Linked DNA regions of Mus musculus: region 1 is linked to region 2. A link is a loop called in an ENCODE intact Hi-C map of the cell type or tissue named here. Cell type or tissue: left cerebral cortex. All regions are shown on one strand. Each heading gives the region's core, and the rest is flanking DNA. Links, peaks and the distances in the headings are about the cores only. Region 1 has its middle 110 kb from the start of Rgs17. Region 2 has its middle 83 kb from the start of Oprm1.

The links. A loop is a pair of places that touch in the nucleus more often than their neighbours do. Peaks named below come from ENCODE experiments on the same cell type or tissue, not always from the same donor. Only the 100,000 strongest peaks of a DNase experiment are listed, where the experiment ranks them.
Region 1: a loop joins it to region 2, with 3 times the contacts of the local background. A loop is called at or near these places in 4 of 42 quality-filtered maps.

The regions. Positions count from the first base shown.
Region 1 is chr10:6,032,945-6,038,330 of GRCm38, reverse strand. No RefSeq gene overlaps it. Among named protein-coding and RNA genes, the nearest start is that of Rgs17, 110 kb to the right of the region's middle. In left cerebral cortex, for the core only: a CTCF peak has its summit at 2,336; a DNase peak (open chromatin) is centred at 2,315; H3K4me3 peaks cover 560 bases.
Region 2 is chr10:6,869,129-6,874,514 of GRCm38, reverse strand. It overlaps a transcript of Oprm1 not described here. Among named protein-coding and RNA genes, the nearest start is that of Oprm1, 83 kb to the right of the region's middle. In left cerebral cortex, for the core only: a CTCF peak has its summit at 2,656 (motif pointing left); a DNase peak (open chromatin) is centred at 2,877.

The DNA of each region.
Region 1 (5,386 bases), core at 85-5,084, 840 kb after region 2:
TCAATGTTTTTGGTAAAAATTATTTTAAGTCTCATTAAACATTATCTTATAAATTTTGCCAATGAGTTATGTGTCTGTAAAGTTTTCATCTTAAAAACGAAGATCAGGGGAATAGATTTAGAACCTCCCCTCCTTATCAAGTACCAAAGCCGTCATGTTAATCTATGACAAGTCAGTCACCGTCATCTTAATCTATAACTAGTCAGTCAGCATGGCTGCCTTTGACCTTTCCTTCAAACTTTAAAGAAGCACGTGTTATTTAACAATTTTCTTACCTTGCACTATGTCTCCTGTAAACACAGAGGGAGATGCCAACATTTGATGAACTAACTAACTTTTAGATCATTATTGATAAATGTGTGTACATTTTTGGGAGATTAAATTGATTTTACCTTATTGTAACTTTTTTCAATAATTTATTTAATTATTCACTTTACATCCTGATGGAAGTCCCCCTCTGTCCTCTCCTCCCAGTCCCACCCTTTCAAATCCCTCCCCTATTAGCCCTTCCCTTTCCCTCAGAGAAGGGGAAGACCCTCATGGTTACCACCCAACCTAGGATATCAAGTTGCAGCAGGACTAAGTGCATCCTCTCCCCCTGAGGCCCAACCAGCTAGGAGAAGGAGGTCCAGTGGCAGGCAACAGAGTCAGAGACACTCCCACTCCAATAGTCAGGGGATCCACAGGAAGACCAAACTGCACATCTGCTACAAATGTGCTGGGGGCCTAGGTCCAGCGCCTGTGTGTGTAAATGTATAAGCAGTAGGTTTAGTAGTAATGAGTATAAAATACTTCTTCAACAATAGCCTAAAATATTTCATCTCAGAGATATAAATTTCTATTGAAAGCTCTTGATTTGTATCTCTTCCTGATAGGTCATTTCAATAGACCTCAATACCTAGCTCCATCTCACAAATCCATCTTATTTGTCTGGTGAACAAAAAATATGCTAATGTGTTTCTCTGTGTTCTTTGATTGCCTTTGAGACAGAGCCATGCTATCTAGCACACTGGCTTGAAACATACTTGGAACATACTAAAGTGGCCTCATACTCAGGATCTACCTGCCTCAGACTTCCAAGTGCCCGTATCCCACACATAAACCACAACATATGGCGAATTAAATTTTTTCAAAGTTTCTTGTCAAAGTTGTTGTTCTTCGAAAAGATTTTCTGGGAGGGAGGATAACAGTGCTTCAGGATATGTTTAGGGAGTGGAAGGGACATAGAGTTTGGCTTCTGCATCAAAAATAGACACAAAGGCAACTGTTGGAGAACCTTCTGTTTTACAGCTATTTGAAAGATTCACACTAGGTATTTTGGCACATGCTTATAGTTTCAGCATAAAAGAGGCAAAATGAGGGGAAAGAATAGAGGGGATCCGGGAGGGAGGGAGGGAGGGAGAGAGGGAGAAGGGAGCCAACACTCCACTCTCAGCACACTATACATAAATTACTGTTCACGAGTCCATCTCTGTTATTGTTATTGGATGGTTTCCACTGATAAGTAACTTGGTTACAGAGTTTAAGAAACCCAAAGGGCAGGATGAGCCCTTGCAGCATCCATCAGCATCCACATTCAGCAGCTCTCAAGCTTTTACCATTATATCCCTGGAGGCAAGCAAAAGGTACATGTACTGACTGCTTGTGCTGTGTGAGGGTTTCATGTCATTTACAGGACAAATGCTCTTTGCTTTTGTTATCTTGCATGCATCTGATGGAATGCAATTATGGAATTTAAGCCTTGTGATTATTTCTTCCCACTGAACATTTTTGATCCAAACTGTAACAGTGACCAGCATCTCATGTTCTGAGACATGGCCTGGTACAAGACAGTTTACCTTTTCTTAAAATAAAATATGATCGTGATCATACAATCACATAATCACAATCTTCTATTTTCATTGTTTTCTAAGGAAATAGAGATGTCTCTCCATCACACTCGGTCTGCTCCTTCCAGTTCTTAAGAATTCCTGCTCCACAGCCGGAAGTCCCTGACTTTCGTAAGCTATTTATGGCCAGCAATTAATTCAAGCAAAAGCAAAGAATTGTTTCCTCCCTCCCTTACCGGCCGCAGCCACTAATCTTACCACGAAAAATAGGAAGAAAAGTAAAGAGTCCTTCGCCTCACCTCATGAAGTTCCCTCCCAGATACACAAAGAAACTAAATCATGCCCTTATGTAAACGTCATCTAAGGTCGAATGCGGCTGCAGTTTGTCCATCTGCCATGTCCTGGGTTGTACAGGAGGTTCAGAGCATGCTGAGCTCAGAGCAGGCTGGCAACACCTGGGCTGGCAAAGGGACAACGAACTACGGTGCATTAGCGCCTCCTGGTGCTGCTGCCGAGAAGTGCAGCTGCAGAATTCGCACCCCTTCTGCGAGGAAGGTGCACTGATCTCCCTTCCGTGAATAAATTTGTTTCGCATTGCGCAACGGCACGTTAATTTATTGTGGAAAGAAGATAAAGTCTTAATAAAGGCTTTTGAAACGACCTCATTGTATGTCTAGTCAATGTTCGTGGCATGCCGTTGAGGAAGGGATTTTTAAGATTGTGTATAAAATGCTCTAATAATGTAGTCCATGAATAAATGCGGAGATCACAGCTAATTATTTAGAGAATTCTCTCACGTTTTTGTTTTATTATAAACATCACACACACAATGAAGAGCTCGAAGTGATTATAACGGCTTCATTCCATTTCAAATTATTTGTTTGCATAAACTAACTCAAATTCCACAGATAACAGTCTCAGAAAACCAGTTCTAAAAAATAAAATACAGAAATAGAAATTAACAGAAAAGAGCTTGGTTTGTCTTTCCAGAAGATCATTAAGTGCCTGTCTGATGCTTTATAAGCCATGGGTAAACATCAGGAGAAACGACCTAAACCACGGTACTGCCAGGGCTGAACCCCCAATAAGTGAGGCTGTACCCTTATATTAACACCCTAGAAAGCCTGCATTTCTCTATCACCCATGTCTCCTCAGGACCATTCTGCTGTCAAAATTAAAGGGAGATAGATACAAATTGCAAGCAACTCAATTTCTTCTGGAAGACATTTTAGAACATTTTAAATGTTCCTTACTGTAAAAATGGCTCAAGCCTGAATCTCACGGGGGGGGGGGGGGGGGGGACGGACTTAACGCCAGCTGCTCTGTCTAGAATCTGGTCATTAATAAGTTTCAGAACTGTGGACTATGTTAATATATCTCACATTTGGCAAATGTGATTCGTTCTCATTCACATGTGAAATAGATGTGTTAAGACCTCATCCTCATCGCTGTGCACAGGAAGTTCTTCCTTAAGTACCTCTGATATGGATTCCTGTGTGCTGGGGGAAGGTGTGTTAACGTACAAACAGGCAGTGCTGGGCACGGGACCCAGGGCCTCCTGTGTGGGAGGCGAGCCCAATCCAAGTCCCTTTCATGTGCAATTGAAATTTAAATTGAATTTTAAAGTGTTCTAAATTCAATTTGAAGGTGAGCAAAAAGCTTACACAATGACTTGGAACGGTACGAACAGGAGGGTGGCCATGAATTCAAGGCCAGCTAGTAGGTATGATATACTCCAGGCCAGGCCGAACTACAGGCTGACTCAAAACAGGAAAAACTAGCAGACAAAGGTTTCTTTGTGTGGAACTTAAAACTCTATATGATTATCTGTTTTGTCTTGTTTTGGTTTGGTTTGGTTTTTTAGGTTTTTTTAAAAACTTATTCACTTTATGTCCAGATCACAGTCCCCCACTCTCCTCACAGCCTCTCCTACAGCCCCTCCCTCACCTCCTTCTCCCCTGAGAAGAGGGAGCTCTCCCTCAGGTATCACCACGCTCTGGCACTTCAAGTCACTGCAGAACAAGGTGCATCCTCTCCCACTGTGGTCAGACAAAGCAGTCCACTTCAGGGGAACAGGACTCACGGACAGGCAACAGAGTCAGAGACAGCCCTCACTCTGGTTGTTGGGGGACCCACATGAAGAACAAGCTGCACATCTGCTACATGTGCAGGAGGCCTAGATCCAGCCTGTGCTTGCTCTGTAGTTGGTGGCTCAGTCTCTGGGAGAACCCAGGGGTCAAGGTTAGCTGACTCTATGGGTCTTCCTGTGGGGTTCCTTTTCCCTTCAGGTCCCTCAACCCTTTCCCTAGCTCTTCCATAAGACTCCTAGAACTCCATCTAATGTTTGACTATGAGTGTCTGCAGCTGTTTCAATCAGCTCCTGGGTGTAGCTCTCCGAGAACAGGTACGCTAAGTTCCTGTAGGCAAGCATAACAGAGTATCATCAGTAGTGTCAGGGATTTGGTTCTTGCCTGTGGGATGGTTCTGTTGGGCCATTCCCTCAGTCTCTGATGTATCGTTGTCCCTGCACATCTTGCAGGCAGGACACAATTTGGGTCGAAGGTTTTGTGGGTGGGTTGCTGTCCTTATCCCTCCACTTGGGGTCCTGCCTGGCTACCGGAGGTGGTCACTTCAGGCTGCATATCCCCCACTGTTAGGAGTCTTAGCTAGAGTCACCTCCATAGACTCCCTGGGGCCTCCACTCCCTCCCAGCCCCTGCCTCCAGTCTCTGGCACTTCCTAGAGATGCCCTCTGGGGCCACTTTCCCTTCTCTCCAGAGCCCAGATCTGATCCCACTCCTACTCCATTCCCTTCCCAGTCCTCTTCCCAATTCTCTCCCCTATCCACCCTCAAAGTCTGTTATTTCTTCTGAGTACCAAGCATCCTTAAGCATCTACAACCACCCACACCACACATGAGGCACTCCTCATTATTTGGCTTGTTTGAGTATGTTGAGTATAGCATGGTTATCCTGTATTTATGGTTAATTTCCACTAATCAGTGAGTATACCATGCATGTTCTTTTGGGTCTGGGTTACCTCACTCAGGATATTTTCTAGTTCTATCCATTTGCCTGTAAATTTCATAGTGTCCTTTTTTTAACAGCTGGGTAGTATTCCATTGTGTAGATGTACCACATTTTCTTTATCCATTCATCAGTTGAGGAACATCTAGGTTGTTTCCAGTTTCAGGTTATTAATAAAGCTGCTATGAATATAGTTGAGCAAGTGTCCTTTGTGGGATGATGGAGCATCTTTTAGGTATATACCCTGGAGTGGTATAGATGGGTCTTGAGGTAGAACAATTCCCATTTTTTTAAGAAACCACCAGACTAATTGCCAGAATGGTTGTACAAGTTTGCACTCCCACTAGCAATGGAGGAATGTTTCCCTTGCTCCACATCCTCACCAGCATGTGTCTTAGTCAGGGTGTCTATTCCTGCACAAACATCATGACCAAGAAGCAAGTTGGGGAGGAAAGGGTTTATTCCGCTTATATTTCCACATTGGCATTCATCACAGAAGGAAGTCAGGACTAGAACTCAAGCAGGTCAGGAA
Region 2 (5,386 bases), core at 170-5,169:
GCATGCCTTTAATTTCTGAGTTCGAGGCCAACCTGGTCCACAAAGTGAGTTCCAGGACAGCCAGGGCTACACAGAGAAACCCTGTCTCAAAAAACCAAAAAAAAAAAAAAAAAAAAAAAACCAAAAAAAAACCAAAACAAAACAAAAAAAAAAGAAAACAAGAGAGAGAGAGAGAGAGGGAGAGAGAGAGAGAGAGAGAGAGAGAGAGAGAGAGAGAGAGAGAGAGAGAGAGAAAGAACAGAACACGCTAGGTAACTTATAATAAATGAAAATGTATTGCCTCAGTACTCTGGAGCAGTAGAAGTCTAAGGTCAAGGTGCCAGCACCTGGAGAAATCTTAGAGATAAAACAGGACCTGGACTTCCTCATTTTGTGGTGGTGTTGATCCTAACCACAAGGCAGGAGTCCTCATGGCTCAATCACCTTCTGGGAACCCCATTTTCAACACTCTTACAATACAGCTAGACCTCAGTGTGAGTTTTTGAGAGACAAACTTTCAAACCATTATGTCCAACACCTCAAATTCTTCTTCATAGTTTATGTGGGAGTGCAGTTCATACTCTTACATTGCTAACTATACTCTTATTATTCTTAACTGACCATTTTTTCTGTCATGGAAAAGGCAAATTTATTGTTCAACTATGTCACCAACAGTGATGTTGAATATACACAGAATACACAGATGAAGCAAACTGTGTGTTAGAGGGGGTAAGGAAAGCTTCAGGAAGAGATGAGATACAAATTGGACTTTGGTATTGATGTAGATACAGGAAGAGGAAGACAAGAATTATATAAATGGGGAAATATAGCTCAGGAAAATACAGGAGGGGCTCACCCTCATGACCCCATTGAATCCCACATACCTCCTATGGGTCACAAGTATCATTGACCTGACATATGATTTAGGGAATGATGTTTCCAGTACATTTGGGGGATATATTTAAAGTACAGAAGTATAGAAGACAGAAGTAAGAAAAAGAAAAAAAATATTAAGAGAAACATAAGCAGGTCGGCTTTTGGTAGAAATTTATTAAAATGATAGGAAGCACATTTTATTGAACATATGTTGTACCTGTGCAGTTGTGTGCACATGTGTTTTTTTCACATGTGACTTTATTTCTGATTGAAGATGAGACACTTTAATCTGGCTATAGTTCATCTACTCTGGGTAGAGACTATTCAAGGACTTCAAGCCAATACCAGATTGTCATAGAACATAGGTGAACTGAAAGTTAGGTCTGGTGCATGGTAGGGGTCCAGAGTGAGAGAAGTGACAAGAGTGTGGGGCTATAAAACTGGAAATCTCCAGAGAGGATTAAAACTTGGGAGACACCGTCTACAGGGCAAGAAGGACAGCAAGTAGGAAGGAACACTTGTACTTTGGACAGTGCTTTACATGCCTGAATGAACATAGTGCTATGGAGGAAGCTATTATTTTAGATGCCACAGTTTACATAGGATCATAGGTGGAAAAAAGGGATCCTAGTAGGGTTGGGGAAAGGCAGTAAGGGATCAGGGCTAGGAAAGCTGTGTGGTGCTCTGGATAACCTCCAGGCTACACAAATGCTTGGAATTCTACTCTTGATAAGGCTGATAATGTGAGAGGGAATGAATAGACAGGGCTGGACTTTTGTACACTAAGGGTTGATGGACAGAGCACTAAGACTGAATTATAAGGACATTTTATAACTGGCTGACAAAAAGTAGATGAGCTCTTAACTTTTAACACCTGTATGTGTTGCCCATGCATCGTGTGCAAGGGAGCATGCTTCCTGTACAGCGTTTCTACTTCCTGTGAGGTAGAGTTTATGATTCTGTCAAATAGGAAAGCTGAACTAAGTCTTGGATTAATTAGGTGCTATCCTTTAAAGAATGTTTCCATCAGTATTGGAGGTAGATCTGCCTGTGGTTCGAGAGTGTTGGATTATAACCTAACCAGGAGACTCCAAATTGCTTTTGGCTGCCTTGCTCAGCCTCTGGCCAAGCTGAAAGCCTATGGATGAAGAGAGCCATATCCAAGCACAGATGACCCATTCATTCTTACTTCTATGAGTATCTAGTACTGGTTCCTAATGATAAGTAATTATCACATTTGATTTGATCTTACAGAAACATCATCTACATAGTGGAAAGTGGTAAAGGAAACTTGCATGAAGGGTGTTGGGATGGATAACTTTTATTGTCAACTCGACACATTCTAGAAGAATCTATGAAGAGTAGTACCTCAATGAGGAATTGGGTTGAACATATCTAAGTAGGATAATTAATGTGTGACAGTGCTGACTCAGTCCACTCTGGGCAGCACCATTTTCCTTAGTTAGGGGTCCTGAACTATACGGGTGGCATAATCAAGCAGAATATGTCAAGCAAGACAGCTTGCGAGCAACTATGCTTGCATGTATGCATTATTTTGTCTCTTCTCTTGATTGCGGATATAGTGTGACTAGCTGTTTAAAGTTCTTGCTTTAACTTTTCCCCAGTGATGGACTGAAACTCTTTCTGTTCTAAGTTTTCTTTTCTCAGAGTATTTTTACTACAACAAAAGGAAGGAAACTAGAACACGTGTCCTTCCTTGGAATGAAGCTGTGTGTGAGCAGTATAGCCTGGCGCCCTCTGTGGGCTGTTGACTCAGTGCCTCTATGTTTGTAGTTACTGTCAACAGTCTCTTTGGCTCCATGGGAGTCTTGGGAGGTACATCTGCAAGCGGTTCCTCAAATAGAAATGGCTGAACTTTATATTATTTTTAAGGTCGATGATGAAATAAATCATAGGCCTGGGAAGTGTGTGAGCCTGAAAGTTGGTTGAGGCGTTCTGAAAGTCTTCCTTCCTCTGAGAGGATAAAAGCTGCAGTTCTTTTGTGCGGTAATAACAGACTGTCAACGTCTGTCTGTTTGCCTGACTCCCATTCACTGAATAAATGCTGGTAATTGCTAATTGCCTGGAGAAGAAAACTGACTCACAGCCCAAAAGTGTTTTGCATCTTGATGTTACAGGCTCTCTGTGCTGGTTTTATATCTAAATCAGAGAATGTCTTGCCAAAGCCTGTACATTCACTTGCTTCCTCAACTGCTTAGGGGTTATACCAACTCAAGTGGAATTTCTGTCAATGACATCTCACTGGGGAACTCAGGTAGTTCTTTCTGTGCATTGTATTTTCCCTTACATATTCAATAAAGGGGTGGAAAGCATTTGATAAAATTTCAAGCAAGTTGGATGTGTGCTGGGATTGATTGAAGTGCCTCCTCAAATTTGCTAGAATTTTTAAGTGTCTTTCACTCTGATTGCTTCTCTGAAACTAAATTAGCTATCACAGATTCAGCATATAGAAAGAACTACCTGATGCTCCTACATTTAATTGCACGTATGGTTTCAGAGGGTTGAAGTCCATGATGGCTGAGCAAAGGCATGGCAGAAGGAATAGCTGAGAGCTCATGTCTTGACCCAAAAACAGGAGGCAGAGGGGATTAACTCAAAGTGGCATGATTCTCTTTAAATCTCAAAGTCCACCCCCAGTGACACACTTCCTCCAGTAAGGCCACACCCCCTAGTCCTTCCCAAATGGTTTCACCAGCTGGGGACCAAGTATTCAATCATATAAGGCCATGGAACTCATTTTCATCTAACCCTCTACATTCTGCTCCCTAACCCCTGTAGATGTGTGACTATATTATAAATCAAAATGTGTTTAGTCCAACTTTAAATGTTTCCATATTCTTTCCCATTTTCAGGGCCAACATTCAAAATCTCTTTTAAGACTGGAAGCAATCTCTTATCTGTAATCCTCTGTAAAATAAAATAGAATAAAATAAAATAAAATAAAATAAAATAAAAACAAACTATACACTTCCAACACATAATGGCATAGAATGTCCATTATCATTTTAAAATGGAAAAATTGAATCATAGGGAGGCAACATTGAACAAGACTAGTCTAGTGTTAGAGGGCTCAGATGGTACCATCCTTCCAGTTTGTTAACTGTAATACACTCTGTCTCTTGGTCTAGTTCCATTCCCATGTGCAGCTCTGCTTGACACATATCCCATGGTTCTGGCACATGGCTCTGGCATCTCACACAGTCCAGGCTTTATTTTTATAGCTTCATTGCATGAAGACATTGTATGGAGACCTCTCAGGGTTTCCATGCCGAGATTCCCCTGCCACACTCGTTGCCACAGTGGCTCTCCTTAAACACAGAAGACTCTCCAGCCCCTTTACAGGTATATTCTTTATGGCTAAAGTTTGAAACCCATGGATGACATTGTTTAGTTTGACTACCCACTTGTGGAGCGAACCCTGGAACTCTTCCATCACATTTGTAGAAGCTTTGACTTGTTGTTACTTTTTGAGAGTAGAAAATTCACCTGACCTTTGCTTTTTCACAGGTTGGAAGCTTAGTTGGTCAGGGTCTTGACATGAGGGCACGCTTCCCTTTATACCAATGTAGACCAGGTCTCATGTTGATTACTTTGGTGCTTTCACCACAAGGCTCGACTTCAGCATTAACCTTTCTGGTGTTCTTTATCTCTTATAAAATACACTTTGTATTTCTTTTTTTTTCTCCACATGTTCTTTTTCCTTGGGGACCTGTGTAAGAATGGTAACTAGTAATCACACAAAAGAGTCAATAGAGTTGACATTAGGCAGTCCTGAATTCTCCCCCCACCCCCAAAGAAATTCTTTATTACTTTTAAATTTAGGTGCAGGCAAACTCTTAAGACAAGGGCAGAAAACAGCCATATTTTTGCCAAAATATCACAAGAATAGTCTGTAGCCCAGTCGCTAATATTGTTCTAATCTACAGTCTCTTGAGCTGTGCTTCCACAGTCTGCATAGTTCTTAGCACTTTCCAAAACCGTACTGGGATGATCCACTAAGTTTTACCTACAGTGTTCTATTGCTTTTCTAGTCTAAAGTCCCAAAGTATTTTACATTCCTCAACCATACCACATGATCAGGCCTGTCACAATAATATCCTACTCCTGATAACTTCTGTCTTAGTTTCTTTTCTCTTTTCAAAATGCTGTGATCACAACAACTTATAAAAGTAAGTGTTTAATTAAACATACAGTTTCAGAGGGTTGGAGTCCATCATGGCAGCAGAAACAGCTGGGAGCTCACATCTTGACCCACAGATAGGAAGCAGAGAGGGCTAATTCAAAGGAGCATAAATCTTTTTAAACCTCTAAGTCTATCCCCAGGGAGACACTTTGTCTAGCAAGGCCACATCCCCTTTGTTGAATGCTTCTATCAATTGGAGACAAAGAATTCAAACATATGAACCTATGGGGACCATTTTCATTTAAACCACTACACAAGGTCACTGTGAGTGTAAGGCTCAGAATTTTAGCTCTTGTTGATGGCCTGCTTAGTGTTTGTGGTTTTATG